Linked DNA regions of Homo sapiens: all the other regions are linked to region 1. Evidence: chromatin loops called from intact Hi-C (ENCODE). Cell type or tissue: heart left ventricle. All regions are shown on one strand. Each heading gives the region's core, and the rest is flanking DNA. Links, peaks and the distances in the headings are about the cores only. Region 1 has its middle 29 kb from the start of LINC02644. Region 2 holds the start of MACORIS (macrophage enriched lincRNA repressor of IFN-gamma signaling). Region 3 has its middle 63 kb from the start of MACORIS. Region 4 overlaps ZEB1 (zinc finger E-box binding homeobox 1).

Region 1 (7,471 bases), core at 1,318-6,317:
TGACAGGCAAGGCCTGATTTCACTCCCCACCCCCTTCAATACAGAAAGACAACAGTTAACCGTGGTTCAGTAGATGCTGTGCTGCTGATCGAGGCTGGGCCTTCCAGCCCCATGGACAAGCATCCTGACAGTGAACTTAGCAAGCTCTCCCTGGAAATTAAAATCTAGCTGAAAGGAGAGCATGACATCACTGCAGGAGACAGAGCCGTGTCATGAATCTCCCACTCTGGAGGCTCTGGGCCCACCCCTGGGGTATAAGCACTGTGGCCTGTGTACTCTGCTGCAGCTGGAACCAGAAGGAAAGCATCCCGGGACCCTGGTTTCACTGATTCTCTTCAACAGCTACATGAACTTGTGCACAGTGTGCTGGCAAAGTGCACAGGAGCTAAGCATCCTTTGAGAATGGCAGTCAGGCAGGACCTAGGCTCTAAGTCACCCTTCTCACAAGGTCTCAGGCTCCTCTGAGGCTATGGAGACTTATCCTAACATCTAGTACTTTCCAAGCACTAGATTCTCATGATGTGGCTCTCAGGTCACACAGCAGCCTCACAGTTTTCAGCCTCTCTTAACTCAATATAGTAATTCCCTACTCCCACCCTCCCCTGTGCCTTTTAAAAGACAGGGTCTCACTCTTTTGCCCAGGCTAGAATGAAATGTTGCGATTACAGCTCACTGCAACCTCGAACTCTTGGACTCAAGTGATCCTCCCATCTCAGCCTCCCAAGTAGCTAGGACTATAGGTGCTCACCATGCCCATCTAATTTTTAAAATTATTTGTAGAGATGACATCTTGCTTTGTTGCCCAGGCTGTTCTTGAACTCCAGGCCTCAAGTGATCCATCCACCTCTGCCTCCCAAAGTGCTGGGATTACAGACATGAGCCACCGTGCCTGGCTGTAATTCACATTTAATTAATCTCCAGGCATTCGCTGAATCTCCAAGGCACGTATGACATCATGCTATCAGGACGGGGTCACAGATGTGCAACTGCAACCACACGTGTACAGCATTCCAACGTTTTCCAATGCTTTTCCATGCACTGTCTTGAGATGATGCAACCATTGATCACAGTGGGAACTAAGAAACTCCTGCTCCACCACTGCCTGAGTGTGTGCCCTTGAGCTGCCTCTGTGTGGCTTGACGCCCGTCTTCTCTGTAGAAAAGCAGGGCCTATGCTGGTGCCAATGCAGTTGGGCTTCTCTGAGGATCAAATGAGATCACCCACAATGAGCCTTCATTCGGTGTTCCGGCCATCATCCCACTAACCCTACTCCACAAATGAAGAAATACTGTTACAGGGGTGTCAAGAGCAAGAAGTCTAATATAAATAGCTTCAGTGGATATAGCATTTTCAGTGTTTTCAGTTTTCCTCTGCTTTCACACATTTTTTTCTCAGTTTATTTTTTCATACCCTTCTTCTTTTTACAGGTGAGGAGATCAGCAGATAATGTAGGGCAGGGTTCTCACCATTGACATTTGGGGCTGAAAAATCTTTCTGTTATAGGGAGCTGTCCTATGCATTGCAGGACGTTTTACAGCATCCCTGGCCTCCAAGGCCAGTAGCGCCATCCCGGTTGTGACAACCAGAAAAGTCTCTGGTCTCTATAGTCTTCTAGGGGAACAAATTGCCCCCAAGCTGAGAATCACTGGGCGGGGGTGATTTGTTCAACAGCTAATGAGGAGCAGGGAGGCCACGGCTGGACCCCCAGAGCCCCAGAGCCCCCACCTGCAGATGGCTCACCCCCTATCACCACTGTACCTCCCTCTCCTCAAAGGAGTTGTTACAGAGTTGCAGAGGCAAAAATACTAGCAAGTTCTATTTGATACATAAATGCTGTAGGAGTTCAGAAAAGGGGGCATTTGTGATGAAATTCAGGCTAGACAAGATGGTTGAATGAAGGAGATGGAATGTGGCCCGGATCCTGCAGGCTGAAGGGGAGATACAACAGAGGGAAGACCATGTAAGGTGTTGCAGCTGAAGGAACAATGTGCAATGAAGATGGACAGAGGGGCGCGATGAGGACAGAGGGGTCTGCTGTGGAAGAGGGGAAATGAAGCTGGATGGGCGTGGGGACAGGGGACTCAGAACTTGGGGAGCCGTCAGAGGAGCCTGAATCTTATGCAAGACAAAGTCAGGCTCTGAAGGCTCAGCAGGGCTGGTCCTCACAGGGTCCTGGGGGTGTGGGGGTGTTGGAGACCTGCCTGGTAGATGTGCAGGAATCCTGGTGTGAGAAATTCATCTAGAACAATACAGTTCTCCTGTGACCTGAAGAAGGTGCCTTCTCTGCTTTCCACCAGTACTTCTGGTGGGACAACAAACTAAGTCACCAAGGAAAGGTGCTATGTATGCAAAGCTTGGTGGCAATTAAGGGCTCAGTGAGGCAGTTGCATGCAAAGCCCTGCCCCAGGTCCATCTCTGAGTCCAGCTCTGCTCAGAAGCTGTGGCCAATGACTTCTCCTTAAGCCTGGCCAAGTATCACAGAAGCCATTGTTCTTTTCCCACAAGCCCTCCAAAGACAACAAGCAAATGAGTCCTGGATTCGGCTTCTTCTGGGTTCTGAGAATGAGAGTGCAGAGGTGTTTGCTGTAACCACTATTTGGGGAGTCAGGACTTCCTGAGGCAGGCAGCAAATACCCACAGCTTTTACACTCCTACTCCTCAGGAAATCCAGCCTGAGAGAAAACTGAAAAAACCCTCGCCGTGTGCAGGTCATTGGTCTATTTTTATTCTACATGTCGTTGCTTGGTGCACATGTGTCGGTCCCATTGTTCACCTGTGAGAATTTCAACCCAACGTGTGTTTGGGAAGATGTTCTCAGCATTTCCAGTGTGGACATGCCAGTGAGTTGCTGGCAGAGTTCAGAAAGTAATAAGCCATCTGTGTGTGAGGTCCCAGATTGGACAACTTTTGAGAGAAACTGGTGATTCTGCCAGTGCGCTGTAAGACAGAAGCATGTCCTTTTTGTTTTTGCAATATTTCAGTAGACTAGATCTTTCTCCCACGTGGCCGCAAACCATTGGCTGAGTTGTGAACACATTTTTCCAGAAGTATTTACAGTTGCTGGGTACCAGGCTCCATGCTCAAGGCACCATCTCCGGAAGAGCCCTGAGCAAAAGAAACAAGCAGAGAAAATCGACCTAAAAGGACAAAGCACATTCACAGATCTTGGGAAGTTGTGCCCCATGCAAAGCAGAGGCGAGCGGCTCCTCTTTGCTGAGGATGCCTCCAAACCACCGGTGCACAGAAGTGGCTCGCAGACCCAGGCTGCTCAAATTTTGGTAGCTCAGCTTAGGAAAGCAAGTGTTAGGAAGTGAAGTAGGACCAGCTGGACGAATTCTCTGAATTTATTTTCCATCATCAGTTATTTCGGAGTGCCAAGAAAAAAATGTGCATTAAAACCTCTGAGATTACATCTCCTATAGGTACATATGGCCCAATGGGCACGCACTTCCTGCATGCCATAGAGACAGGCCACCAGCAGAGGAGGCCGCAGGCTCGGACAGAGAGCTGGGGCTGTGCGAGGGGAAAGAAATGCCTGTTTGTGTCAAGCTGGGCCAGAGCTCGCTGGAGGATGCAGTTGATCAGAAAACTATTTGGCTTGGACCCCACTTGACGAATTGACAGAGCCTTATGTCCACAATGAAGTCACATCCAACAAAAAGTGCCTTGGCAATTAACAGAGATTACAAAACCAGAGGAAGAAAACTGCAGGGCGGGAAGGGGGAGCAGGTACCAGGAAGCTCTGCTTTCTGGGAGACAGTGCCAAGGCCCATGGAGCTTGTGTCGGCTTTTAAAAGCCCCTTCCTAGGTCTTTTCTTCGTTTCAGGCTGCCCCTTGGTCATTCTGCAGATGAAATTGTAGACTGAGGAAGGCGCAGTGAGCCTGTGGGCTGGCAGTCCCTCTGACTTCCCTCAGCGAGCTGTTGGCTCCAAGAAGGAGTCAGGAGCTGGACCCATTTGTTGCCCAGAAGGGGGACTGTGGAGGCCAGGCTGAGATCTTCTCCAGGCAGCAGAGCCTTCCCAAGGCTGAGGACCCATGAGATGTGACAGCTCACGAAAATTAAATGTGACTGCAGCACAGTGCCGGCATTATCTGGCCCCAGCGGGCAGCCGGCGGCTTCTACTGCCCTTGGGTCTAGTGGCAGCGCCAGAGGGACAGCAGGACTGGAATATGCTCTGACAGACGCCCATTTAGGAAGGTGCCTGCCCATCCGCTTATCAAACAGCAAGCAGCCCCTTATCACTCCAAACACAGCTCAAATGAGGCCCTGCCTCTTAGCCTGCAGGCAGCCTCAGAGATTGATTGGACGCTTGCTAGGAAGAGAGCCTGGCTTCTGCTAAGGAAAAAATGGGTGATTCCTTGGTACAGACTAGGGCTTTTTATTTCCTCCTCCCAGAACAGGTTGGGTGGCTGCGCCTTCCTCTGTGGGACTGGGCGGCGTGGGCAGAGCTGTCCCTGATGGGCAGGCTCAATGCCAATTACAGACCACACAGAGTGGCACAGTGGTCATCACCCCTCTACCTGTTCAGCCAGACCCTGCCCACCCCAGCCAGGCCAGAGAGAAGCCAAGGCCCTGGCTGCCTGCATCCACAGCGTTCCCTGGTCTGGCTTTGTTGGGAAGCCCTGGAGCCACCACGGAGCACAAAGCACCTGCAGTCACCCAGCCCACCTCCCACCTCCCGCTCACTGCAGGATGGGGCTAGACTCGCTGCAGGCTGAGCCCTTTTTTGCAGAAGCAATGTGATGGAGAGAATAATCATTTTTTCACCAGTCATAAAAATGATCCGTGGCCCAGGAGAAATCAGAGCGGGCCTGGTAAGCATCTAGCAGTGGCTTAATCAGAAATTCAATATTCTCTACCTTTCCTTTGTATTCACGATCAGAGCAGCTCTCCTAACAGTGCCGATGTCAAGTTCACGGGCTTTACCTGCAGCCGTGTGCTAAGCCTGGTGATGAGGGTGCGGGCCCCGGTGTCTGATTTATCGACATTTGGGTGTCGATGCTGTGGCCGGCCTTCCATCTTCTGGGGAGTCTCCTCTGCTGTCTCGTGTCCCCACAGAGAGATGGAGTCCATCCCTGCAGGCCTGAAGCAAAGCCCCCAGCAGCGGCGACAACCTCTGATTTCCTCTGTGTCATTGGCAAGCCTGCTAGTTTCCTACCTGCTTTTCTACCTCTTTATATATCATCCTGGTCTTCTAAATAAATCTGGGTTGTCTTTAAGGTGCTTATAAGCAAATGAAAGACAGATCTAAGGGAAAGAGCATTAGATTTCCTGCCTTCCTTTTCTTATTCACATTTTTTTTAAGACAGGTTTCCCATTTGCTCCCTGGGCTGCCAAGGGCATAATGTACAGAAGATAAAATATGGCAGCACACTCTTCTTTCTCCTCTCTGTATCAGCACCCCGGGGCTCCTGTTTCAGAGGATATGTTCTTTAAAATCATTGGCCCTGATCGCACACCCTCCCCAGGGAATTTACAGTTCTCCCTCCTCCTTATTCCAGGCTTGCAGCCAGAAGATGGGGTTCACCACACTCCCCTTTGTCCTTATCTCCAGATAGCTGTGACCTCTCACACATGTGGGTACGGCAACCCTAAGACCCCAGTTAAATGTCTAGAAAGGCCCCATCCATTGCGAGAGAACCACTCCTCCCCGACCCTCTTACTCCACAAGGCCAGTACTGTGGCCCCTACTGTAAACTCTCAAATCCTGGGTGCCTCACCTGCTCTTCTGGGCTTTGGAGGGGAGTCACCAGTGTCTCACGGGCAGTCCCTTTTAACTGGTGAGCTTGCTGAAAACAGAGGCCTCACACCTCCTGGACCAGGACAGGGATCCACAGGAGGCGAGGTAGAGTGGCCAGGAAAGCCACAGGGAAGTCAAAGGAGGCAAAATACAAGTGCCTGTGTGCACAGGGCTCTGCCCACGGAGCTTCGAGCCACATTCGCAACTTACTGAGAAATGCCCGTGGGATTGTTCACCAGCCATTTAACTAACCTGTATGTACCCGGTGGGAGCTTTAGTAGGGAAATTTCAGCTGGAGATGCACATGTTCCTTCCTGGCTCTAGGTGCTGCCATGGCCTGGACCCTGTGCCCACCCTGGGTTGGGAGTGTCTGGTGTGTTCCCTCACCTACCCTCCCCGGGATCCCGTGAGCCAGGGGTGATGCAGCTGTTTAGCAGATGTGGAAGCAGATTAACTGGTGAGGGTGGGAATTCACCTTCCACCTTGCTGAAGTTTGGTTTCATTTAATATTCTCACCATCAGCCAGTTCCTGGGGTGAGCTCCACGCAGCTCTCTGAAGAAGGGGCAAGAGGAACATTAGGCTGACAGAGACAGGGGGTGAGAAGTCCACCTGCTATGTTCCGGACTATTCTAACACCCAGCCCCACAGCCCACCCCCAGCCCATGTACCCACTGACTCTTGTTCCTCTGCGGTGGCCTGTGCTGGGCCCATCTGAAAGGAGAACTTCGCTCTCCTGGTGCCTCCATCCCTGTGCTCCTCCTGGGAGATGGAGAATACCACCTCTCCAGGCCAAGATCCCCCTGTTTATTTCATCCCTTCAAGGAGGGGTGATGAGGGTCAATGTTAGTCAGGGTTTTGTTTTCCAAAGGCTAGAAGCAAAGTTAGGACCACAGAGGCCTCCTTCTGCGAGCCAGGAACAATACACAAGTGGGCTGTTCTAATTTCATTTTCCTTTCTCTCCGAGCTCCTAAGTTCACTGCACAAAGCACATGGAAAGGTAATCTGTTGCTACCCAGATTGACCTCTCTGCCCACACACATTCCCTGCTTCCTTAAAGGATGGAAAGGAAAGGTAAAAAAATTGCAAAATTACTGCTTTGGGTTCAGGAAATCCCAGCTCCTGGAATCGATGGGTTAATATGGGGTCCATTTATAAATTCCAGCTGTTGAGTCTGTGCTACACGGTTCATGCTCCACATTCCAGCTGGAGGCCGTGTAATCAGCGTTGGAATGGGTAAAAAGGATAATATCTTGAGCTGTTTAATTTTTGTTCCTGCTTCCCAGTGGGCCTATCCTAAGATTTCAACTCCTTGCCTCAGCTTGGATGGGCTAGTGTAAAGTTACTTTCCAAAGAAGCCGAGAGAACATTTCGTGTAAAGAAGGTGTGGGGCAGATGCCATTGGCTTGTATTTGACAGAGAACAAGTTTCCACTTAGGGTGGGGCCCGCCTGCCTCAGGCTCCTGCTGAATGAATCCCAGCTGTGCAGGGCTGGCCACTGACTGCCTCTAGCCCACTTTGGGGGAAGAACTCCTCCCTACTTAATGCTAGGGCATTTGGGAACCAGGCACAGACAGCAGGTGGGTTTTAGCCAGATGCAGAAATCTGACTGTACACCAAGAGGGCCCAGCCAAGTCTAGAGAGCCTTGTGGGACTCCTCAAAATGAAGGCAGCATTAGCATGTTATGGAAGAAGGCAATCGGTAAAGCAAACAGCAAGTCTAAAGGGAAGA
Region 2 (7,471 bases), core at 1,643-6,642, 960 kb after region 1:
CTGTGCTTTGAGAGGGTCACAGCAGGAAGTACCCAACATTCTTATGGGAATGGTACCAAGAAAATGTAGGCATCTCTGACAAAGCTGCCCTAGAACAGCCTCAGCTGGTACCTGGGGGCACTCCATATTGGCATTGAGAACATTAATTCCTCCTGAATTCAGGAGCTGAAGCTCAGGCATGGGCTGTGGAGCTGGCCTTGGGGTTTGAGTTTGGGTGAGGGTGTCAGGGAACCCATGTCTCTCTCCTCATCCCAATTTGGTCTCCAAGCCTCTGCCTTCCACACTGCCAACCTCCACCAGCTCTTGAGTCTTGTCTCTCCAAACCCAAGCCAAGAGGCAGAAGGAATGTGTGGCAGTAGTCATGAGGCCCGTCCTGCCTCTCTAGTGTCCTGTGCCATTCACCCCCCAGGCTGGCTCTGTGCCCACCTCTCACTGCTGCAGACCCCAGGCTCCCCCATCCCTCTGCTCCCCATTCCAGCTCTCTGGTTGGCCACCTGTTTTCCTGCTGGGCCCTAGGCACTGATCTCTTCCATCTCCGCTTCCTTCCTGGCCTTCCTCTCATTCATGCAGGATCTTTCCCTGTCTCGGGGGTTCTACATGCCTATCCGTGGGTTTGCAAAGCCTGACAGCCCTGCAATATGGGCTTGGTCCTGCTGTCCCTCTGGAAGCCCAAATTCACAACAATGAACTCACTTTCTTTCCCTGGATGAGCTGCTCCAAAGTTCAGCACCTCAGTAAGTGCTCCAATATCGTTCCTGCCACTCCAGCGGGGGCCTCCTCCCCTTCCCCATGCCACCCCCAAGCACAAAGGGGGTGTCCCCATCTCCAGTACTCCTACTTAGTCCTTAGCCTCCTGCCCACTGCACCCTCCCAACCCCTTCCCCAGATGTTATCCAGGATGAGCACTTGAAGATACAAGCCTGATTATCTCATTCGAACCAACCAACTCTTGTAGATCTTGAGCTTTTTAAAGCTTCTTTTTGGGCTTCCTTTTGCTAACAGACTTTTCTCAGTCTGATTCTAGCATGTCTTTTCAAGCCTCTGGTCCTATACCCCTTCACAGGCCTCCTGCTACACGCATACACACACATGTACACACACACACACACACATACATATACACCATACTCTGGCCACGCCCATCTAGTTATTCACACGTGCAGTCCCTGACAGAGTGCCAACATTTGCACTTGAGACATGACACTGATGCTTGTTACATTTATTAAACATACCACATGTATATGTCTTCTGTGCTTTTCCTCCTATTATTCCCTCTGTTGGGAATGTCATCCTCCCTTTCAGCCTAACATAGTCCTAGCCCTTCTCTTCAGGACCTGGCCCAACAGCACCTCCTCCATGAAACCTGCTTCCCTGATGTGTCTCTTACATTCCCACCATCCAAAAACTGACAGCTCTTGCAGGAGGGAGCCATGACGTGCTCATCTTCTGCATCTGCAGCTGGTGCCAGGGACCAGTACATTTGCTGCATGAGTGAATGAACCAACGTCCCAGCAATTCCTGAGCATTCTTAAGGCTGGTCTGTCTCCCCCAGGAAGCCTGGGCCCCCAGCGTCACCGAGCTGTGCACACAGAGAGATAATCATCTTAGTGTCCCTCTGGACCCGGAAGCTGGGTGGTGTCGCTAAGAAAGCCAGAACTGCTTTGCCTTCTATATTGCTACTGAAATTTGCAACTCAAGTGTTGCATAACCAAGGGAACCTGGCTTCCCTCTGAACATCCCTCCCACTTAGTTTGAGAAATAGAGAAAGAGCCAAAGTTAGGTCAAGACTCACCTGAGGAGGCCCCTGGCCCACCATCGAGGTCATGCCTGTCACTCCCCAGGCTGCCCCTCCCGGGGAACAGGGTCATGCGGGGTTAGGGGGCAGCTCACTCCCAGTGGGTAACTGGATTTCCCTGGGGAGGGGAACAAAGAGTGAGAGCATAGGCCGTTCTCACTTCAGACCAGGGAGATTGCGCACTCTCCCTCCTTCCCTCTTGGAGGGAACATCTGCAATTCAGGGACTTCTGCAAAAATTTCACACTCAGGGCTAAGAGCAATTCTATTTCTTGGAGGATTCTAACTTGGCTTAGAGGAGGTTTTTACCCTCCTCCAGTTAAATGGACCAAGTATGTGGGAAATTACCTCACAGAGTCATGCCACCAACACCAAATGAGAGCCATCTGTACAGATGAAACAGTTAGGAGCTTTTGTGTCACTGCGGGCCGAAATGTGTAGCCCATTCATTGTGAGAGGAGGCACTTTATTCCTGAGTTTCTTTTTTTTTTCTAACACAGAAGACGCCTCAGTCAGCGCGTAGGAAACAGGAAGGAACCCGTTGTTTTAAATAGCAGACAGCAGAGAATTGACTCATTATGGTCTGCTTGCTCCGAGAGTGTCAGCCAGAAGGCAGCCAGCCCAGCCCCCACAGCCCCAAGACAAGGGTCAGGGGGCATGGCTGGGATTTTCTCACAGGGAGTCTGAGAGAATCCAGTTCAAACCCTTTTCAGAGGGAACTGGTGAAGCCCTAGGTTTCTATCTTACTAGAGACTTCACCACACAGGGCTGTCTTAAAAAAATATAAGAATAAGAAAAGACAAAAACAAAAGCCCCCGTAAAAACCTACAAGAATACCTGGAAGTCAGACATCCTGTGTTTCCCTTTCCTACCCCGAATGACTCGGAGTAGGACAAACACAGTTGCAAGCCTGCTTTCTTATCTTGGCAATTGCTTCTTTTCACTCTTCTGGGGTTTACAACAGTTGGCCCAGGGGTGTGAGGGAACAGAAGGGAGCAGCATCTGCTGGGACAGAGGGCCCTACACAAAGGTAATTTCATGCAGGGAAAATGCACCCCCCCACCCAATCCCAGGCTGCTGGGCCCAGGAGCCCAAGGGTTAATCTGTCTCAAATCCATCACTGTGACAGCCAAGCACACAAATTAGTCCTGCCCAAGCTGTCCCGACCTCTGAATTTAATTTTTTAAAAGTGCTTTGTATTGTTTCTGATGTTCAGATTGGAGTCCAGGTGTCGTGATGGAACCCGGGGGAGATGAGAGGGTAAGACCCTCGTGTACTGCATCTCACATCACCCTCCAATGTCCTGTGTCTTCTTTGTCAAGGCAGACTAAGGGTGACCTAATTTCCAACACGCAGGCCCAGAAACCTTGAAACTGACCAGCTCGAGCCTCCTTGTAAGCCTCTCCAGCTGTGAAAATCCCCTGGCTCGTAGTCCTATGTCGTCCACATGATGCTTTTCCTGCATTTTGCAGACAACTGCTGATCCCCAAGGGCGGGCCATGCATGGCTGTATCTCCCATCCAGAGAACATCTACAAAGCTCACGCAGCCATGGGGTCTCATAGTTTGACCTGAAACTGATGGTGACTCCTGTCACCAACAGGAGTGGTCAAAACATCCTTTCTGGAGTATTAAGTGTTTGTAGAACCCTGGACATTTATGGTGGCAGAGTGTGTAGCAGCCTCAAGGAGAAATCTTCCCCCTCCATTGCCCCTTTCTAGAATCACACCAAATAATTGGGGTTCTCAGCAGAGTCTGGAGGCAATCCCAGAGACTGAGGAAAGGGAGAGCCTTCCACTTTTCCATTTCTCCCAAGCCATTTTGTATGCCTACAGGTGTCAGTATAAACCAAAGAATGTGCCTTGTCTCAGATGAAAAGTTAGAGTAACCATATAATTTATTGTCTAAACCTGGACACCGATGAGAGTGAAAAGGAGAGCTATTAATAACGATGCCAGAACGACAGGTGTAGATGGTGACTGTCCCAGGCAAACTGGGACATATGGTCATGCTATGACTGTGAGCTCTAAATTGGTGCAGGCTCCTGTGCTGGCTGTCTATTAGGTTTATGTATAATATAATACCCAAGTGACCCTAGGTCCACAGGGTAGAGGGGTTGAGGAGGGTAAGGAAGGTCAGCAACCATGCCTGTCTGAAGGCCATGTGGAGGTAGGGAATGGGGAGAAAGGGGATCAATTTAATCCAGAAAAAGCTGACTCTGCTACAGACTTGAGGAAATCCAGGTCCTTTTTCTTGTCTGAACTGCTACTTGCTCTCAGCAAAGAAATTGAGTTCTGCCAACTCCCACTCCAGCTGCAAAATGCAGCAGAGTCCTGGGCCTTGAGGTTGGAATTCCAGGCCCACTATCCCCACTAGCTTCTGTGAGTCCATCAGAAGATAGGACCTCAGATCTGCAACATTTACTTATCCTTGGCTTTCTGTCAAAAAGTCCAAGCAGATGGTATTCTCCTTCATCCCTTCTTACAGACAGTGACAGATCCACTGCTCAAAATCCTTTTCCCACCCTAAGCAAGGCTATAGCAGAAACCATCTTCTTCTAGGCCTTACATGTTTAACCTAGCCAGCCAGAGGTTTATAAAAGACAACTTCCTCTATTTCCAGAGGTGAAAAAAAGCTAAAGTAGTCTATTTAAAATTTTCTCTCCTCAGACCCCAAAGAATAAAAAAACTTTTTAACTATTGGATGGAAATTCTTTTTTGTTCACTTAAAACAGATGATCCCCTTCTAGAGTAGAAACAGTTAATTGGTCTACAAAATAGTATTCTATAACATGTCTTATCCTTATCCCCAGTCTGTAAGCAAAAATTATATTGAAATCAAATTGAAATGATCCAAAGCGGCTACAAAGATAAAATTATTCTTCCAGAAACATGGTACTGTGGATAGAGAATTCAAGAAAACTCCTTTAGATGTCATATATACCACAACATATCACTTGAAAAAGAAAAAAAATCCTTTATGTAACCATAAAAAATAAGATACTCATATTTTGCATTCTTATATAAATTCAATTGAATAATAGATTAGAACTTAAAATCAGTTTTTGTCAGAGTCAGTTCTCTCATTATCACGCTTTCCTTTTCCCTGAATAAAACTATTATTAGTGGACTCATAATTTACTAGACTTTTGCCAAAAGACAAAGACTTTTACTTTGTTCATGTTTTTGCTTTAAGAAAAATATTCAATAAATATTTGATAAGTGTGTAAATAAAAAGTCATACTAAGCATCAAATTATAGCAATAAATATAAATGGCTTATATTTCTCCAAAGCCTCAGATTGAACTGAAAAAGCAAACTTCAATTTTCTGCTTACAAGAGTTATATCTAAAACAAGCCAAGTGTGGTAGCTCACACCTGTAATCCCAGCACTTTGGGAGGCTGAGGTGGGCAGATCTTTTGAGGTCAGGAGTTCAAGATCAGCCTGGCCAACATGGTGAAATCCCATCTCTACTAAAAATACAAAATAGCTGAGCATGGTGGCATGTGTCTGTAATCCCAGCTATTTGGGAGACTGAGGCAGGAGAATCAGAATCCCTTGAACCTGGTGGGTGGAGGTTGCAGTGAGCCAAGATCATGCCACTGCTCTCCAGCCTGGGCAACAGAGTGAGACTCCGTCTAAAAAAAAAAAACAAAATAAAACAAAACAAAAAGAGTTATATCTAACACAAAATGGCCCAAACATACTAAATATAAAAGGATTGCAGTAGCCAAAAATAAGAAGAAACATGAGCAAAGAGAAAAGAAAATCGGCAATATTAATATAGCAGAAGTAGAATTTAAAGCAAATCAGTAAATCAAAAAATCAAAACAACAGTTTTACATTCACAAAGGTCAAATTAACTGGATTTACATGTAATTATTTATTTTTGCATGTTTTTGTTTGTTTGTTTAGGGGTGTGCCAAAAAGCCATTTGGGGATTTATGTATTCAATCTATTGTTTTGTGAGCAAAATAATCTGGAATATTCACCAGATATGATAACAGTATACATAAAGTAAAAAACTACAAATACATAAATTATTGACAAAAAAATTGCCATGAGATGCTTTAATGGATCTATGATGTATCCATAGCAGATAAAGTAAATTAAAAGATAAAAGATTTGGGTGGTGATGATAATGAATTATTTTATGTTGAGTTTTGCTTCACGTTACGATATAAAAAATTCCAAGAAATCCTTGCTCTCATCCTAACAGCCAAAACAACCTGGATAAACTAAACAATAGGTTTTCTGAACCCCAAAGAGAACTGAGGATGCAAAGTAACCTAAATGAATTCAACTCCCAAAAATGACAAACTATTTGTAGGAGATAAGATTCCTACAGCTGCTCTTACCCCTGCACTGCTAAAGTGTCAGGAGGAGGAAGAATCTTTGATAATTGAGGACAAGGAGAAACCAGCTGAATCTCTAAAAAATTTTAACAACTATGTATGGACTGGCATTCTATAGATTAGTGTCCCATGCACAGAATTAGGGTGCTCCCCTCCAGTAATGCCTTCCACAGATTTCAAGAGGTTCTCAGGAGCAGTGTGCCAAAGGCTGGGAGGCAAGGCAGGAGAAGTGAGAGAGATACTGCCTGAGATGTGTGAGTTCTCCACCAAGTTCAAGGCAGCTAACCTATGAAGGTAGGGGAGTGGAGTAGGAAAGTCAAGAAAAATCAACATGAGGCACTGTGGACTTTTGGCTACCAAGAGAAGAAGGCAGAGAAGGACAGCTGAGAGAAATTGCTCCAGAAATTTCAGGCAGACAGAGATCTTCCCAGGTACAAAAAGCCTGCGGCAAGACCAGAAAGCAAAGAGAATGCCTACAACTCAAAATGCTGGTAATAAGGTGGTCAAGCTGTAAAGCTCAGAAAGCTGGAAGCTCAGCTATAAAGAACTAAGAATTCTCCAGAACTTTACCAGTACTCACACTGCCAAGGCCCAGAGAAAGGAAAGTCTTGATTATGCTCTTAAAATATTTGCATCTATTGGTGAACCAAATCAAAATAAAGCTGCAATAAAAATCCATACCCAACCACACAAATTTTAACCCAGTCCCCGACTCTAGTAACCCTTCCTGGAGGTAACTATTATTTACTTCACTCTTTATTATTCTTTTATACAAAATAGCTGGCATCAATCAAAAATTACAAGACACATGAAGAATGATGAAAATGTAATTTAAGATCAAGAGTAGAAATAGTCAGTAGAAGTAGACAGATTGTCTCTGATTCAGATTTTGGAATTGCCAAAGATTTTTAAAAAGCTATGGTAGGAATGCTAAAGAATCTAGTAGGAACACGGAAAACATACATGAAGAGACAGGAAATTTATAGAGACATGGAAGCTATGAAAGAATCAAATGGAAATGCTAGAAATTTTTTAGTGCAATATTAGAAATGAACTCAACTGATAAACTTAGTGGGACACTGGACTTGCAAAGGAAGGAATCGGTAAACTTACAGACAGGTCAATAGAATTTTTTTCAATTTGAAATAAAGAGAAAAAACAAGTGAAAACAACAGAACAAAGAACCCGAGATCTGTGAGACAATATCAAATATTAAGCAGTTCCACATACGTGTGACTGGAGTCCCAGGAGAGGGCAGAAAGAAGAGGAAAGAAAAATAGTTGAAGAGATAATGGCCAATATTTCCTCCAAATCAATTCAAGG
Region 3 (7,471 bases), core at 1,037-6,036, 1.0 Mb after region 1:
AGAAATTTTTATTGAAATTAAGCTAAGTAAATTTTCTACTTCTATGATGTCAACCAAGAGGTCTTACATTTTTTATATTTAATGCATACAAAATACTAAAATTTTCATTAGAAGATCTTTAAACTAGTCAGAAAATTCTGTTTACACATTTTATTTTATTTTTTTCCTTTTTAAAAATTTAACTTTTATTTTAAGTTCAGGGGCACATGAGCAGTTTTGTTATGCAGGTAAACTTGTGTCATGAGGGTTTGTTGTGCGGATTATTTCATTACCCAGGTGTTAAGCCTAGTGTCCATTAGTTATTTTTCCTGATCCTCTTCCTCTTCCCACCCTTCACTCTCCAATAGGCCCCAGTGTGTGTTGTTCTCCTCTGTGTGTGCACGTGTTCTCGTCATTTAGCTCCCACTTATAAGTGAGAACATGCAGTATTTGATTTTCTGTTCCTGGGTTAGTTTACTAAAGATAATAGCCTCCAGCTCCATCCATGTCCCTGCAAAGGACATAATCTTGTTTGTTTTGTTGGTTTTTTGTTTTGTTTTGTTTTGTTTTGTTTTTGAGATGGAGTGTCACTTTGTCACCCAGGCTGGAGTGTGATGGCACGATCTTGGCTCACTGCAACCTCCGCCTCCCAGGTTCAAGCGATCCTCTTGCGTCAGCGTCCCGAGTAGCTAGGATTACAGGCACCCGCCACCATGCCTGGCTAATTTTTTGTATTTTTAGTAGAGAAGGGTTTCACCATATTGGCCAGACTGGTCTTGAACCCCTGACCTCAGGTGATCCACCCGCCTCCATCTCCAAAGTGCTGGGATTACAGGTGTGAGCCACTGCACCTGGCCCATAGCAGAAAATTTGAAGCTGGAAGTGATAGCTCTATACTATCAGTGAGGTGGTTCAGTTTAGAAAACAAAACTTTTAATATATGGCAGAATATTTATCATATTTTTAAGGACATAAGGAATAAGCAAAAAAATCATTTATCTACACAAAGGTTGGGTGTGTAATTTATGTAATTCAACATGGTGAAACCCCGTCTCTACTAAAAATAAAAAAATTAGCCAAGCATGGTGGCAAGAACCTATAATCCCAGCTACTCAGGAGGCTGAGGCTGGAGAATCACTTGAACCCAGGAGGCAGAGGTTGCAGTGGGCGGAGATTGTGCCATTGCACTCCAGCCTGGGCAACAAGTTCGAAATTTCGTCTCAAACAAACAAACAAACAAATCTGCTACAGTAGTTTGCCTGTGAATAAATTTCAAGTGCGATTTACATTATTAGCTAATATTTGTTGAGCACTTACTGTGTGCCAGGCAGAGTTTAAGTGCTTTACATATATTGATTCATTTAATTTTCACAACTACCCCTCATATGGATACAATTATTATCCCATTTCACAGACAAGGAAACTGAGACACAGGGAAGGTGGTGAATTGCCCAAGGTCACATAGCTAGCAAGCAGCAGCACTGGAACTTGAACCAGGACAGCCCGGGTCTGGTGACAGTGACTTTGTCCAAGGTGCTACATAGTCAGCTCCACCACAATGTTCAAGAACCTTCTTACTGCAGTCAAAGTTGGCTCTTAGCTGCACTTATACTTACATGTTTTAAAAAAAATTGTGAAGACATCATTCACTATTGAGAATATATGTCCTTCAATTATCCTTCCTGTAGTGACTTATGAAAACATAAAAAGTATATTTCATTTTTGAGACAGATTTCAGCAAATGTCATAACTGAGTCATGTTGGAAATATGTGTACTTCCATCCAACTACATGATGAAACTCCCAGACTATATTATGTATTCTAGTATTTATTTCTTCAGATATTCAGCAACTGCTTTCCACATATCTTCATAGTATTTTATTTCATTTCTTTTATTATTATTATTTTTGAGATGGAGTTTCACTCTTGTTACCCAGGCTGGAGTGCAGTGGCGCAATCTCGCCTAACTGCAACCTCTGCCTCCTGGGTTCAAGAGATTCTCTCCCCTGCCTCAGCCTCCCGAGTAGCTGGGATTACAGGCATCTGCCACCAGGCCCAGCTAATTTTTTGTATTTTTAGTACAGAAGGAGTTTCACCATGTTGGCCAGGCTGATCTCGAACTCCTGACCTCAGGCGATCCACCCGCCTTGGCCTCCCAAAGTGTTGGGATTACAGGCATGAGTCATCGCGCCTGGGCTCATTTCATTTTTGAGACAGGGTTTCACTCTGTTGCCCAGGCTGGAATGCAGTGGTGCAGTCACAGCTCACTGCAGCCTTGGCCTCCCAGGCTCAAGGGATCCTCCCACCTCAGCCTTCTGAGTAGCTGGGACCACAGGCATGCGCCCCCACACAAAGCTAATTTTTTATTTTTTGTAGAGACAATGTCTTACTATGTTGCCCCGGCTGGTGTCAAACTCCTGGGCTCAAGCGATCCTCCTGCCGCAGCCTTCTAAAGTGCTGGGATTACAGGTGTAAGCCACTTCGCCTGGCCTTCAATAGTATTTTGCAATGAAATGCTGTATTTAAATTCTTCCCCATATTTGTTTCATGTGTTATTTTGGCCAGTTTTACCATGTGATGTGACCTTTAAGCTTCTAAACATTTATTATCAATAGTTTAGTAAAAATGTTTAGGGGCTGAAAGATTGCATGACTTTCAACATCAGTGAAAGGATGTTGAGATTTGTCTTTATATTTTCATTGTTAATTGTTTAACTGTCTTGCCTATGGCGATACTCTCATTAGCTTATACCTCAAGGTACAATATGCACTTAGGGTAAGGCCATCATGAATGAAATGACTGTATACCTATGATTCACATAATCTTCTCAAATGTTAATATATTTCTGGCTGACTCCTTTTCAAATCTGATTATACTGTTGTTTTCTCATCTAACAAGAATGATGATGAGTTCACAATGGAATCTGAAAAAGAATCCACTCAGCCATTTTCTCGTTCTCTTTTCGTGCTCTGCAGTTTTTTATTTTTATATATTTAGGCAATACAAGTGCAGATTTCTTTTTCTTTTTTTCGAGACAGAGTCTCACTCTGTCACTCAGGTTGGAGTGCAGTGGCGCAATCTCAGCTCACTGAAACCTCTTCCTCCCAGGTTAAGTGATTCTCCTGCCTCAGACTCCCGAGTAGCTGGTATTACAGGTGTGTGCCACCACACCTGGCTGATTTTTGTATTTTTAGTATAGACAGGGTTTCACTATGTTGACCAGGCTAGTCGGGAACTCCTGACCTCAAGTGATCCACCTGCCTCAACCTCCCAAAATGAAAATGTAGATTTCTTCCATGCATATATTGCGTAGTGGTGGAGTCTGGGCTTTTAGTGAACCCATCACCTGAATAGTGAACATTGTACCCAATAGGTAATTTTTCAACCCTCACCCCACTCCCAACCTCTCACGTTTTGCAGCCTACAGTCTGCATTTTCTTAGCTAGAAATTAAGCCACCTGTCTATTTTGTGAAGGTTATTAGTTAATATAATCTCTTTAACCAAACACTTAGAAGCTGCAGTAAATTGCAATATGCAGAACAAACAGAAATGTGCAGGTGCCACTGTCAACCCTCTGCCCCCTGCAGGACCACACAGGCACCACATGTGCAGGCCGACCAGAACGGAGGCCGGGTATTAGAAAGTAATAAAGCTTCATTTCTGCCTTGTTTTTAGATAAAAATAAAGATGAAAGGAAGTTGTAATATTTCCTTCCCTCACCCAGTGGATTGTCTGGCATGTGCCTCACTTTGAGGGTCACAAGGCAATCCTTTAGAGTCATTTAAAATTGTGTTATGGAAGACTATAAGCACATGGGAAAACATTTACAATATATTAAACGGAAAAAGTCAGGTTCGAAACCAGGATATATAGGAAATGCTATTTTATCTAAAAAGTGTAGGGTGCGCACACATGTACATGCACGTGACATTTATTCATATAAATGACAGGAGGCAAATCAAAATGTTTATCTAACAATACTTCATGCCTGTCATCACCTGTGCTAATTTAGCACCCCTTTGGGTTAAGTGGGTGTGGGGTTGCTAAGGTTGTAATGTTTGTCCCCTCCAAACTTCATGTTGAAATGCAATCCCCAATGGTGGAGGTGGGGACTGGTGGAAAGTGTTGGGGCCATCGGGGTGGATCCTCAAATAGATGAGTGCACTCCCCTTGGGGGTGAGTGAGTTCTCACCGTAGTTCCTGGGGAGTGGATTGTTAAAAGAGCCTGGCCTCCCTGGTTTCTCCCACTATGCAATCTCTGCATGCAACAGCTCCCCTTCACTTTCTGCCGTGAGTGGAGCAGCCTGAGGCCCTCGTCAGATGCCCAGTCTTGAACTTTTCCAGATATCTACACTGTGAGCCAATTATGCCTTTTTCCTTCATAACTTACACAGTCTCTGGGATTCCTTTATAACAACATGAAATGGACTAAGTCAGGGTACACACTTCATCCCGGAAGAGCGAGAGAACACATCTGGCCCTCGGCGTGAATGCGCCAGCAGAGATGACTGTGTCCAGATAGGGGAGCAATGAACAAGAGGCTGAGTCAGGCCTCAGCTCCCTGAGAGCAGTCCAGGTGGGCTGTAGGCTGTCTGGAAACTGGCTGGGCACCAGAAGCCAGGGAGGGGATAAGAAAGTCCAAGCCAGAAGGCACATTTCCCAGCCTCCAACTTTGTCCCAGAGCAGACTTTCTGACAGCCTGGGCTTAAGCAATGACCTCCAAGAGAACCTCACAAGACTTTGTGTCCTGTCCTCCTCACATACCAGAGGGTGGGGTTTGGGTTCTCATGTCAGGCGGGGAGAATCACATGCTAAATAGAAATAGACTCATCTAGCATCTGGGCAACGTGAAGCCATTGGCCGGAGGCCATTAGCCAGGCATGGTGGCATGCACCTGTAGTCCCAGCTACTCGGGAGGACTGAGGCAAGAGGACTGCTTGAGGCCAGGAGTTTGAGGCTGCAGTGAGCTATGATTCCACCACTGCACTCCAGCCTGGGCGACAGAGCAAGACCCCAGACTTTGTATTCTCCCTGGTGCTGCTCAGCCTGCAGGTCCTGAGCCCCTCCACTCCATACCTCCATTGAATGTAGAGCTTTCTTTGGTTTCTTGCCAATGCTGTTTAGTGCACGTGGCCTCTCTCTTCTATGTCAACAAGTCTTACGAGGCCTGACAGGAGCCTAGGGTCTATCCCTGAGGTGGCCAGGACAGACTGCCTGACCTTGACTATGGCCATTCAGAATCCCATGTTCCTCTCCTCCTCCTGCCTCCCAGATTGAGACACATCAGTGCCAAGGGAGAGCAGGAGGAGACCCTAGAAGAGTTAGGGAACCAACTAGGATCCCTGAGCTGTCTGTCATCCACCACACCCTGGGGTTCCCTTCCCATTAGACACACATCTCATAGGTAAGGTTTTTACTGGCCCTACTGCTAAGACCAGCACTGAGTTTGTTTTTGGTTTTTGTTGTTGTTGTTGTTTGTTTGTTTGTTTTTTGAGACAGAGTCTTGCTCTGTTACCCAGACTGGAGTGCAGTAGCACGACCTTGGTTCACTGCAACCTCCACCTCCCACGTTCAGTCAATTCTCCTGCCTCAGCCTCCCAAGTAACTGGGGTTACAGGCATGGGCCACCACACTCAGCTAATTTTTGTATTTTTAGTAGAGATGGGGTTTCTCCATGTTGGCCAGGATGGTCTCGGACTCCTGACCTCAGGTGATCCACCTGCCTCAGCCTCCCAAAGTGCTGGGATTATAGGCGTGAGCCACCACATGGCTAATTTTTGTATTTTTAGTAGAGACGTGGTTTTGCCTTGTTGGCCAGGCTGATCTCAAACTGCTGACCTCAGGTGATCCACCTGCCTCAGCCTCCCAAGGTGCTGGGATTATAGGCATGAGACACCTTGCCCGGCCATGGGTTCTTTCAGCCTATGTGGCCCCTGAGTGTCTTCTTTTTCTCAGATCAAAGTCTTGGGCCAGGCCAGGTGCAGTGACCCCCAGCTATAATCCCAACACTTTGGGTGACGGCAAGAGGATTTGAGGCCAGGAGTTCGAGACCAGTCTGGGCAACAGAGTTAGGCCTCAACTCTACAAAAAGTAATTTTTTAAAAAAATTAGCCAGGCATGGTGGCACACGCCTATAGTCCCAGCTACTCAAGAGGCTGAGGTGGGAGGATCACCTGAGCCCAGGAGTTTGAGACCTCAGTGAGCTCTAATTGCACCACTGCTCTCCCACCTGGGTGACAAAGAGAGCCCTTTTCTCTAATTTTAAACAAAAAAAAAATATTGAGCCAAGGAGATAAGAAAATTACAACATTCTTTATTTCAGCTGCCATGTCTTGATTCTCAGATAAGACAATTGCACACATTCTCTCTTTTAATCCTATCAACAGCCCCTATGGGGTACATTCTTTCCTCTTCATTTTCACAGGTGAGGAAACTGAGTCTCAGTGAGGTTAAATAAGCAACTTGCCTGAGGTCTCACAGCCAGGAAGTCGGAAAGCAGAGGCCCAGCGAACACAGGTGTGTCTGGCTGCCAATCCTGTGTGCCTCCCCCTAGGCTGCACTGCTAAAGCTTTGGCCGGTCAGCAGGCCATTGCAGGGCCATGTCGTGGACTCTTGTCCCAAGGCCCACCCCTTGCGCCCGCCAAGACATGTCTGGCGGTACTCAGCAATTCATGTTGACCTGGAGCTGGTGACAGCAGAGGCTCAGGGAAGCACCTGGGGGCCCCACCCACCTACTTTTTGTATTGCATCCCACAGCCCAGGGAGGGCCTCAAACCCAAATGTCCCCAGACCACGTCTGAGCAAATGAGATCCGATCTTCTCCAAGATTTGGTAGGAGATGAGGTCGATGGCATTGAGATTTGGAAGTAGAGGGGGAGCCATGACGGAGGGAAATGGGGAGCCAGGGGCCTGGGGAGAAACATTTCTGAACGCCCAGTTGTGCCCGCTGCACCTGCTTCCTCAATCCCCAGGCTCAGCCCACGGTGGTTGTGGGGCCTCAGATGCCTGTGAGTATGCATGTTTGAGTGTGCACGTGTGAGTGTGTGTATACTCACGTGAGTGCATATGTGAGTGTGTGAGTGTGCATGCATGTGTGAATGAGTGTGTGTGTGCGTGCACGTGCATGTATGTTTTAAAGAAGCACAGATTCTCATCAGTCTGAGCTGGGGATCGCGCATTCGTTTGAGGCCACAAAGGCCAAACATGTGCTCTGTCCTCCTGCCAGCTCTGGGGCCTCTGGCTAAGGTAGCCTATTTTATGGATGAGAAGAAAAGCCCCAAGCACATTTAAGAGGCCACCTGGAGAGCTGATTATGATTTTTAAGAGCTAATGCCGCCACCCACGACTCACTGTTTATGAACAGCCTTTGGTCGCCATCACTATCATAAACTGTGTGTGAGACCCTGTATATTCGTGGGCCACCCAAAGCACTTGGTGGGCAGAGGACAGTCAGCACTAATCACAGTGCCGGGAGGCAAGAGGGCCCCTTGG
Region 4 (7,471 bases), core at 1,033-6,032, 740 kb after region 1:
AGAGGTGATAACGGACATTCTTGGCTTTTTCTTAATCTTGAGAAGAAAGCATAGTCTTTCTCCTTTAAGTGTAATGTTAACTGTAGGTTTCTTGTAGATACGCTTTATCAAATTGAGTAACTTCCCTTCTATTCCTGGTTCGCTGCAAGTTTTCATCATGAATAAATGTTGCTTTTTTTCAAATGCTTTTTCTGCATCAATTGAAATGATCATATGGTTTTACTTTAATCTGTGAATATGGAGGAATGCACTAATCAATTTCAAATATTGAATCAGGCTTTATTCTCTGAAAAGCCTCACTTTATCATTTTCTTTTTGTATATTGCTAATATTTTGTTGAAGATTTTTGTGTCGATGTTCATAAGGTATGTTAGTCTATAATTTTTTTTCTTTTTCTTTTTCTTTTATTTTCTTCGTACTATTGTCCTATGGTTTTGGTATTAGAATAATCCTGGCCTTAAAAAAAATATTTAAATTGGTGTTATTTCTTCTTTAAATATCTGATAAAATTTGCAAGTGAAAGTTGGTCCTGGAGTTTTGTTTTGCTTAGGAGGAAGATTTTCTAATTCAATTTAAAAATATTTACAGGAATATTCAGGTTTTGTATTCATCTTGGATGTGTTTAGTGTCTGATTTTCAAGGAATTTACTTATTTCACTTCTTTAGGTTTATGTTTACACAATTGTTCAGAGCATTCCTTTATATCCTTCTAATATCTGCTGGTTCTACAGTGGTATTCTCTTTTCATTCCTGATAGTAGCAATTTGTGGCTTCTTTTTTTGCTTACCGATCCTACTACAGTTTTGTCCATTGCATTGATCTTTACAAAGAACCAGCTTTTTGTCTCACTGTTTTTTTTTTTAATTTTATTGCTTTTTGATTTTTATTACTTCTTTCTGCTTGCTTTGGGTTTATTTTGCTCCTTGTTTACTGTTGTTTTAATACACAATTCAGAATTTTGATCTGAGACCTTCTTTTCTAGCACAAGCATTTAATGCTATAAATTCCCCTCTATACAGTGTTTTAGGGACACTCCACAGATTTTGATGTTTTTTATTTCCCTTTTTGATCCATAGATTCTCTCTAAATCAGTTTATTAATTTCCAGTGTTTTGGAGATTTTCTTATCTTTTTCCTATTGACATCTGGTCATTATGATCATAGAACATACTTTATAGAATTTAAATCCTTTAAAATTTGTTTTGTTTTATGATCTTGGAAGTGGTGTGTCTACATGAATATTTTGTGTACATTTGAAAAGAATGTGAATTTCGTCATTGGGGTGTGTTCTATAAATCTATAAATGTTATTTGGATCTAGTTGTTAATGTTGCCTGGTTCTTCTATATCCTTGCTAATTTTTTGTCTACTTGTTCTGTCAGTTAATGCAAGAGGAGTATTAGAAGCCTGCAAGAATATTGTAGATTTGTCTCTACTTTTTGTTCTGTTCATTTTTGCTTTGCTTATTTTAAAGCTCTGTTGTTAAAGGCATACACATTTAAGATCTCTCTGTTTTCTTGGCAAATTGACCCTCTTATCATTATGCAATGTTTTTCTTGATCTCTGATAATTTTCTTATCACTGAAGTCTACTTTGTCTGATATTACTATAATCACGCTAGCTTTCTTCTGGTTAATGATATAATTTTTCATGATAGAATTTTTTATCCTTTTACTTTTAAACTATGTAATTATAATTGAAGAAATTTTTGTAGATAGGATATTAATGGGGATTTTTTTTATTATTTTTGGTCTATTCTGATCATCTCTGCCCTTAATTGGTTTGTTTAGGCCATTTATATTTCATAAAATGTTTTATGTTTGGATTTGGGTTTATCATTTTATTATTTGTTTTTTGTTTTTCTCTCTGTATTTTCACTCTTCTGGTCCTCTTTTTCTGCCTTGTTTTGGATCATTTGAATATTTTTTAGTATTCCATTTTAATTTAGTTTTGACTATGTATCTTTGTATAGATTTCTTTTAGTGGTTGCTCTATGGATTAGAATGTACATCCTAACTTTTCACAGTCTATTTAGAATCAATCTTTTACCCTGCCAAGTGGATTGTATAAATCTTTCATGTAAGTCTTGTTATTCTCCCTCCTTTATTTTATAGTTTTTATATGTACTACATCATTTCTCTTCTTCTTTTATTCCCGACATTCCAAGTGTCCCTCATTTCACCTTCTTTATGACAGTCTTCCTTTAGTAATTCTTTTAGAACAGATCTGCCAGCAATGAACTATACTTTTTATCTGAGAATGTCTTTATTTTACCTTCGTTTTTTAAAGGATATTCTTATTGAATTTAGAATTTTGAGCTGACAGATATTTTTTGTTTTAAACATGTTCCACTTTCTTATGGAATCTATGATTTCTGATTATAACTCTGTAGTCCATTGATCCCCTATAATTATATATTATTTCCTCTGGCTCTTTTTAGTATTTTTTTAAACTAGTTTGATTGATGGATTTGAGCCTAGTGTTTGATTGATGGGTTCGAGCCTAGATTTGGGGGGTTAGGAGGTTACTATTTGAGGTTCAGTTCTTAAATCTGTTGGTTTATGTCTTTCACTAAATTTGGGAAATTTTTAAACATTATTCAGTTTTTTTTCTGCACTACAGCTCTTTTCCTTCTGGGACTCCAGTGACATGAAAGTTAGATATTTTATTATTGTCCTGCATTATCCTGAGACTCTTTATTTTTTAATAAATATTTTTACTCTGTCTTATTCAAAGTGGATAGTTTCCATTGATGTACTGTCAAGTTCACCAGTCTTTGCTCTCTTATCTCCATTTTACTATTAAGCCCATCCAGTGATTTTTAAACTTTGGTTACTGTATGTTTAGTTCTAAAATTTTCTTTTAGTTTTTATTTAAATATCTTCCATTTGCTGAGACATTCTATCTTTCCATTCTTTTCAACAGTGTTTACCCTTACTTCTTGGAGCATTTTTATAATAGTTGTCTTAATGTCTTAGTTTAATAATTCTAACATCTTTTTTTCCCAATGTTGCCATTTTTTGATCATCTTTTCCTATGTGACTTGAGACTTTTTCTGATTCTTCACATGCCAAGTAATTTGAGATTATATTCTGGATATTTCAAGTATTATGTTGTGAGATTAATAAGTTAAATAAGACTAATACTTCGTCTTATTTAAATCCTATCGAGAATTTTGATATTTTTTGCTTAACAGGCAATTTATCCAGTTGTATTCGGGATGCAGTCTCCAGCCAGTATATAGGTTTTGATTCCACAACTGGTTCACTTTTCAAAGCCTTTGAAATGCTGTTCAGATCTGTCCTTCATGTACCACCCAGGGTCCAATCTAGAACATGGGTAATTGTCTGTCTATACTTAGTTTCTCACAGTCTGTGATCAGATTCACACATGAGAAGTTTGAGCATAAACCCAAGAGTTCATAAACAGCCTTATGAGGTCACTTTCCTGAGCCTCTCTCTTTCATGATCTCAGTACTTTGAGTTCCTGGAGACTCTGCTTTTCAGTCCTCTAGCCAAAACTCTGGGACTTTATTTACCCTACTTTGCCACATGCTTCCTGCATCTATGCCTGTAGAAGAGCTGAAAGAAGACAGGGAGAGAAAGAGCTCAGTGGAGTTTATATTGTACTCTTAGGGCCACAGCTCCTCCTACTGGAGAGGAAGTTTTCCCTCCCTCAAAGTTTTAAATTCTTGCAGTTATCATTATCTCTGCTACTACCTTGAAGGCTAGGATGCAAGAGAATGAAGGAGAAAAGGGCAATTTTTCTCTTCTTTGAGACTTTTCCTGCTCCTTGAGCCTAAACTATAAGGATTCTCCTAGAGCCTTCACTGCCATGCCCCAGGGCCCACTTTCAGGTTTTAAGCTCCCTTGAATCCAGGCCAGGGGTACCTTTTAAAAAAAGAAGAAGAAAGAAAAAGGTAAGGGGAATCACCCTGTGCTACTCTGAATTCTTGTCATGTCATCTTCTCCAGTCCACCTGCTGTGACTTACCCTTTAGAGTCTTTAAATAACCGTTTCCTTCATTCTCAAGTTTTATTATCTAGATTCAGTAGCAGACATAAACAGTTTGTGGATTCTCCATATTAACTGGATCTGACCTCAGGTATATATTTTTAATCATTATCTAAGTTAATGGGTGTTCATGGAGGTTGTGAGTTGCATTTGTTTTAACTTTGCTATACAGTTACACCCCAAATATTCACATACATATTATAAATTGGAAGATACAGGAGCAGGAAAATGAAACTATCTGGAAAAGTATACAGTGAAACATTTCATCTCTAAAGTTTGAACACATTCAGGTCTGAATTTAGGAATCTGTTGGCATTCGCTTTTTTGATAGTTTTCCCTTAGCAGGGAATAGGGTAGGAATAGCAGAAAGCTGGCTCAGCGATGACTTACAGAATGAGAGAGATGTGAATTGGCCTTTTAAAAATCTGTGGAAGTTACTCATTTGGACTGGGTAACGGCTTTCTAGGCAGAGGGAGCAACTTCAGGAAAGGTATAGAGAAGGTCCCCAACTTACAACATTGACTTAAGACTTTTCAACTTTACAGTGGTGTGAAAGAAATATGTATTCAATAGAAACCACACTCCAAGGACCCATGTAATCGTTTCTCATTTTCAATATAGTGTTCAATAAATTATATGAGATTTTAATACTTTATTATAAAATGGGCTTCATGTTAGATGATTTTGCCCAATTGTAGGATACTGTAATTGTCCTGAGCATTAAGGTAGACTAGGCTGAACTGTGTTGTTCAGTAGGACCGGCGTATTAAATGCATTTTGACATGATATTTTCCATTTATAACGGGGTTTATCAATATTTAACCTCATCATAAGTCAAGGAGTATCTATACAGGTATAAATGTGCATGGCATGTGTGAATGTGTGTCAAAGAGGAGTAGACAAACCAGGAAAGGGAAATATGATTCAGTTAGGCATTTACTGTGCCTTCTTAGAGGTTGCAGTAAGATATTCCCATGAACATATTTGAAATGGTTAGAAACACATGGGTGTGAATTTCAAAAAATACAAGTTTTTGAATTTAACACATATGCTAAATAATCAGTCCTTCAGCTTAAACTATGTTATCCTGCAAATGATAGTAAGTCTTCTGGATTTTTATTAGAATGAATCACATTTTCCATCCTTGTTTTTATTTACTAGGAATTTCATCTTATGACTAAAAAGAACAAGCCATAAGCTCTTTTGGTCTAAATTTGAGATATTTGCCTTTGACTTATTTTTAAATTAAACTTTTTATTTTGACATAATAATAGATTCACAAATAATACAGAGAAATCCTGTGTACCCTTTACCCAGTTTCCTCCAATGGTAACATAATATAATGTCACAACAAGCATATTGACATTGATACAGTCAAGATACAGAGCAGTTCTGTCACTAACAGGCTCTCGTTTCCCATTACATGTTCACCCCTGTCCCTCTACCTTGCCGCATTCCTTACCCCTGGCAACCACTAATCTCCATCTTTACAATTGTGTTATTTGAAGAAAGTTACATAAATGAAATCATACAGTATGTAACCTTTTAGACTGACTTTTTCATTCTCTATAAATTCTTGGAAATTCATCTGAGCTGTTGCTTGTATCAATAGTTTGTTCTTTTTTATTGCTGAGTAATATTTCATGACTTATTTTTTAGCCCACCTTTTTCCATTATGTTTCATTTTGAAAAAACAAAGTCTTACTACTCAGGCATTTTTCTCACTTACATATTTGCTTTAGAATTTATACTATAAACAAAAACCTTAGGAGCATTCTAGTGTTCTTTTTAAAATTGCATTTAGGTTAACCAGTTAATCTGTTGACATTATTACGTCTTACAGGAAAAAAATATGTACAAGTAGATTTTATTACTTTACTCCCCTTTTAATTCCTAAATCCAGAAGTAAGATCAGAACACATGAGAGATACTGCTGCTTGAAAAATACTTAGCACAGCCTGTTTGCAGACACACTCATGCTAGTCCACGGCTGATGCAGAAAGGAGCCTATCCCAAGGCAGCATTTTTTTGCAGTGCTAAAGGCCAACATTAGGATGTTGTCTGTTTTCATTAGGCACCATGGTCTTAGTTGCTCAACCAAAACTCCAGCCTCAATAATGAGGGAAAAAAATATACTTCTAGTTTTTAAATTGTGGGAAATAGGTCTGGGAGTAGATTCTGAAGTATGTTAAATACTCATCTAAAGAGCCTAGAATTTATCCCAAGGGGGGATGAAGAAATGAAGAAACAAATAAATTAATCAAATTGCAGTTCCTAAAATAGTTATAAGTAGAAAAATTAGCAGTGTCCAAAAATGTCATTTTACCTTTAATATCAATGTCATATTCCATCTTACGAGGTAGTAACTCTGGCTGTTTTGATTTTCATTTTAGAAGAATAAGGAACATAGGTTTACAATAATCAGTAACTATATTACCATCATATAATTACCCAGTTGGCATACTGTTTATTATTTTAGTTTAAGGAGACACATTGAAGCGAGAAAAAGGGGGTGCTAGAGGTTTGCAGACACTTAGCAAACACTAGTGTTTATCCTACAGCTTTGTAAACACTTTACCAAGAATTTTTAAACTGTCATTTTGCTGATGGAAAGTGTAAAATGAGACTTCAGCAGAAGTTAATCTCATCATCTACTTAAAACAGTGTTTTTTACATTGATCTAAAGAGGTTTGTGCATATTTTAACTGTTTTTCCTATATGATCATCTTCATGTACTAGTATGAAAGTTAATGAGTAAAGAAAATCTGCTGAATAAATCCACGTGATAATCCAAGGCACTTAAAAGAAATACATGCTATAATGGGATGCAAAGATTTTACTTGATTAGTGCTCTATTTCTCAATTTAACAATCAAACCTAAGAGAAATCTCAATCAAGACTTTTGACTAACATAGTGCAATTTGATTAGGGTGCAGATAAGTACACTATTTCGGTGTGACTGTATAAGTATTCTGATCATAATTATGACATATACTCTGCTACTAGTTAGAAAAAGAACAGTTTTTAACTTCTTCATGCCTTTCATTTATGCACATGTTCTTAATACACTATTATAATAAATAAAATGTACCTGAAAATATAAAACATACTTTTTGCTTGTCCAAAAAGTATGCATTTATTTATAATACAAAATATTTATTCTGAACCTATGCTGTATGATAGCCCACTATAAATGTAGAGGTAGCAAGGGAAGATGACAGATATCTAAAAATATTTGTTAGTAGCACTATATTGTTGATTACTACATATCAGTAATTAGAATAACGAATAAAGTGAAAGAAAAAGCATAATGCCTTAGGTGTTTACTTTGGGCACAGTAACATTTGGTCCAGTCATCTTTCTAGTTTTCTGGTACCCAAGTTAAATGAGCAAGAGTGTGATGGAAAGTGGGCTTTGGAGCCAATCAGACCTGCATTTATATTTCATTTCTACCACCTAA

The links. Hi-C counts contacts between places; a loop is a spot of excess contacts. Peaks named below come from ENCODE experiments on the same cell type or tissue, not always from the same donor. Only the 100,000 strongest peaks of a DNase experiment are listed, where the experiment ranks them.
Region 2: it touches region 1 in a loop (1.9-fold over the local background); 3 of 110 quality-filtered maps call a loop at or near these places.
Region 3: it touches region 1 in a loop (2.2-fold over the local background); 4 of 110 quality-filtered maps call a loop at or near these places.
Region 4: it touches region 1 in a loop (3.0-fold over the local background); 12 of 110 quality-filtered maps call a loop at or near these places.

The regions. Positions count from the first base shown.
Region 1 is chr10:30,748,567-30,756,037 of GRCh38, forward strand. No RefSeq gene overlaps it. Among named protein-coding and RNA genes, the nearest start is that of LINC02644, 29 kb to the left of the region's middle. RefSeq lists an enhancer at 2,750-2,809 and silencers at 3,544-3,593, 6,168-6,267. In heart left ventricle, for the core only: CTCF peaks have their summits at 3,471 and 3,675; a DNase peak (open chromatin) is centred at 3,515; H3K27ac peaks cover 880 bases.
Region 2 is chr10:31,705,514-31,712,984 of GRCh38, forward strand. It overlaps MACORIS (macrophage enriched lincRNA repressor of IFN-gamma signaling), which reads right to left and starts at 1,934. Exons shown (of 2, transcript NR_184023.1): 1 at 1,793-1,934. RefSeq lists an enhancer at 2,183-2,372. In heart left ventricle, for the core only: a CTCF peak has its summit at 3,628; DNase peaks (open chromatin) are centred at 1,858, 2,418 and 3,240; H3K4me3 peaks cover 1,447 bases; H3K27ac peaks cover 3,077 bases.
Region 3 is chr10:31,766,934-31,774,404 of GRCh38, forward strand. No RefSeq gene overlaps it. Among named protein-coding and RNA genes, the nearest start is that of MACORIS, 63 kb to the left of the region's middle. RefSeq lists an enhancer at 7,116-7,471. In heart left ventricle, for the core only: a CTCF peak has its summit at 3,566 (motif pointing left); DNase peaks (open chromatin) are centred at 3,571 and 4,555.
Region 4 is chr10:31,487,669-31,495,139 of GRCh38, forward strand. The region is part of intron 2 of ZEB1 (zinc finger E-box binding homeobox 1); the gene reads left to right. Among named protein-coding and RNA genes, the nearest start is that of ZEB1, 170 kb to the left of the region's middle. RefSeq lists an enhancer at 3,639-3,758. In heart left ventricle, for the core only: a CTCF peak has its summit at 3,647 (motif pointing left); no DNase peak of the experiment used is centred there.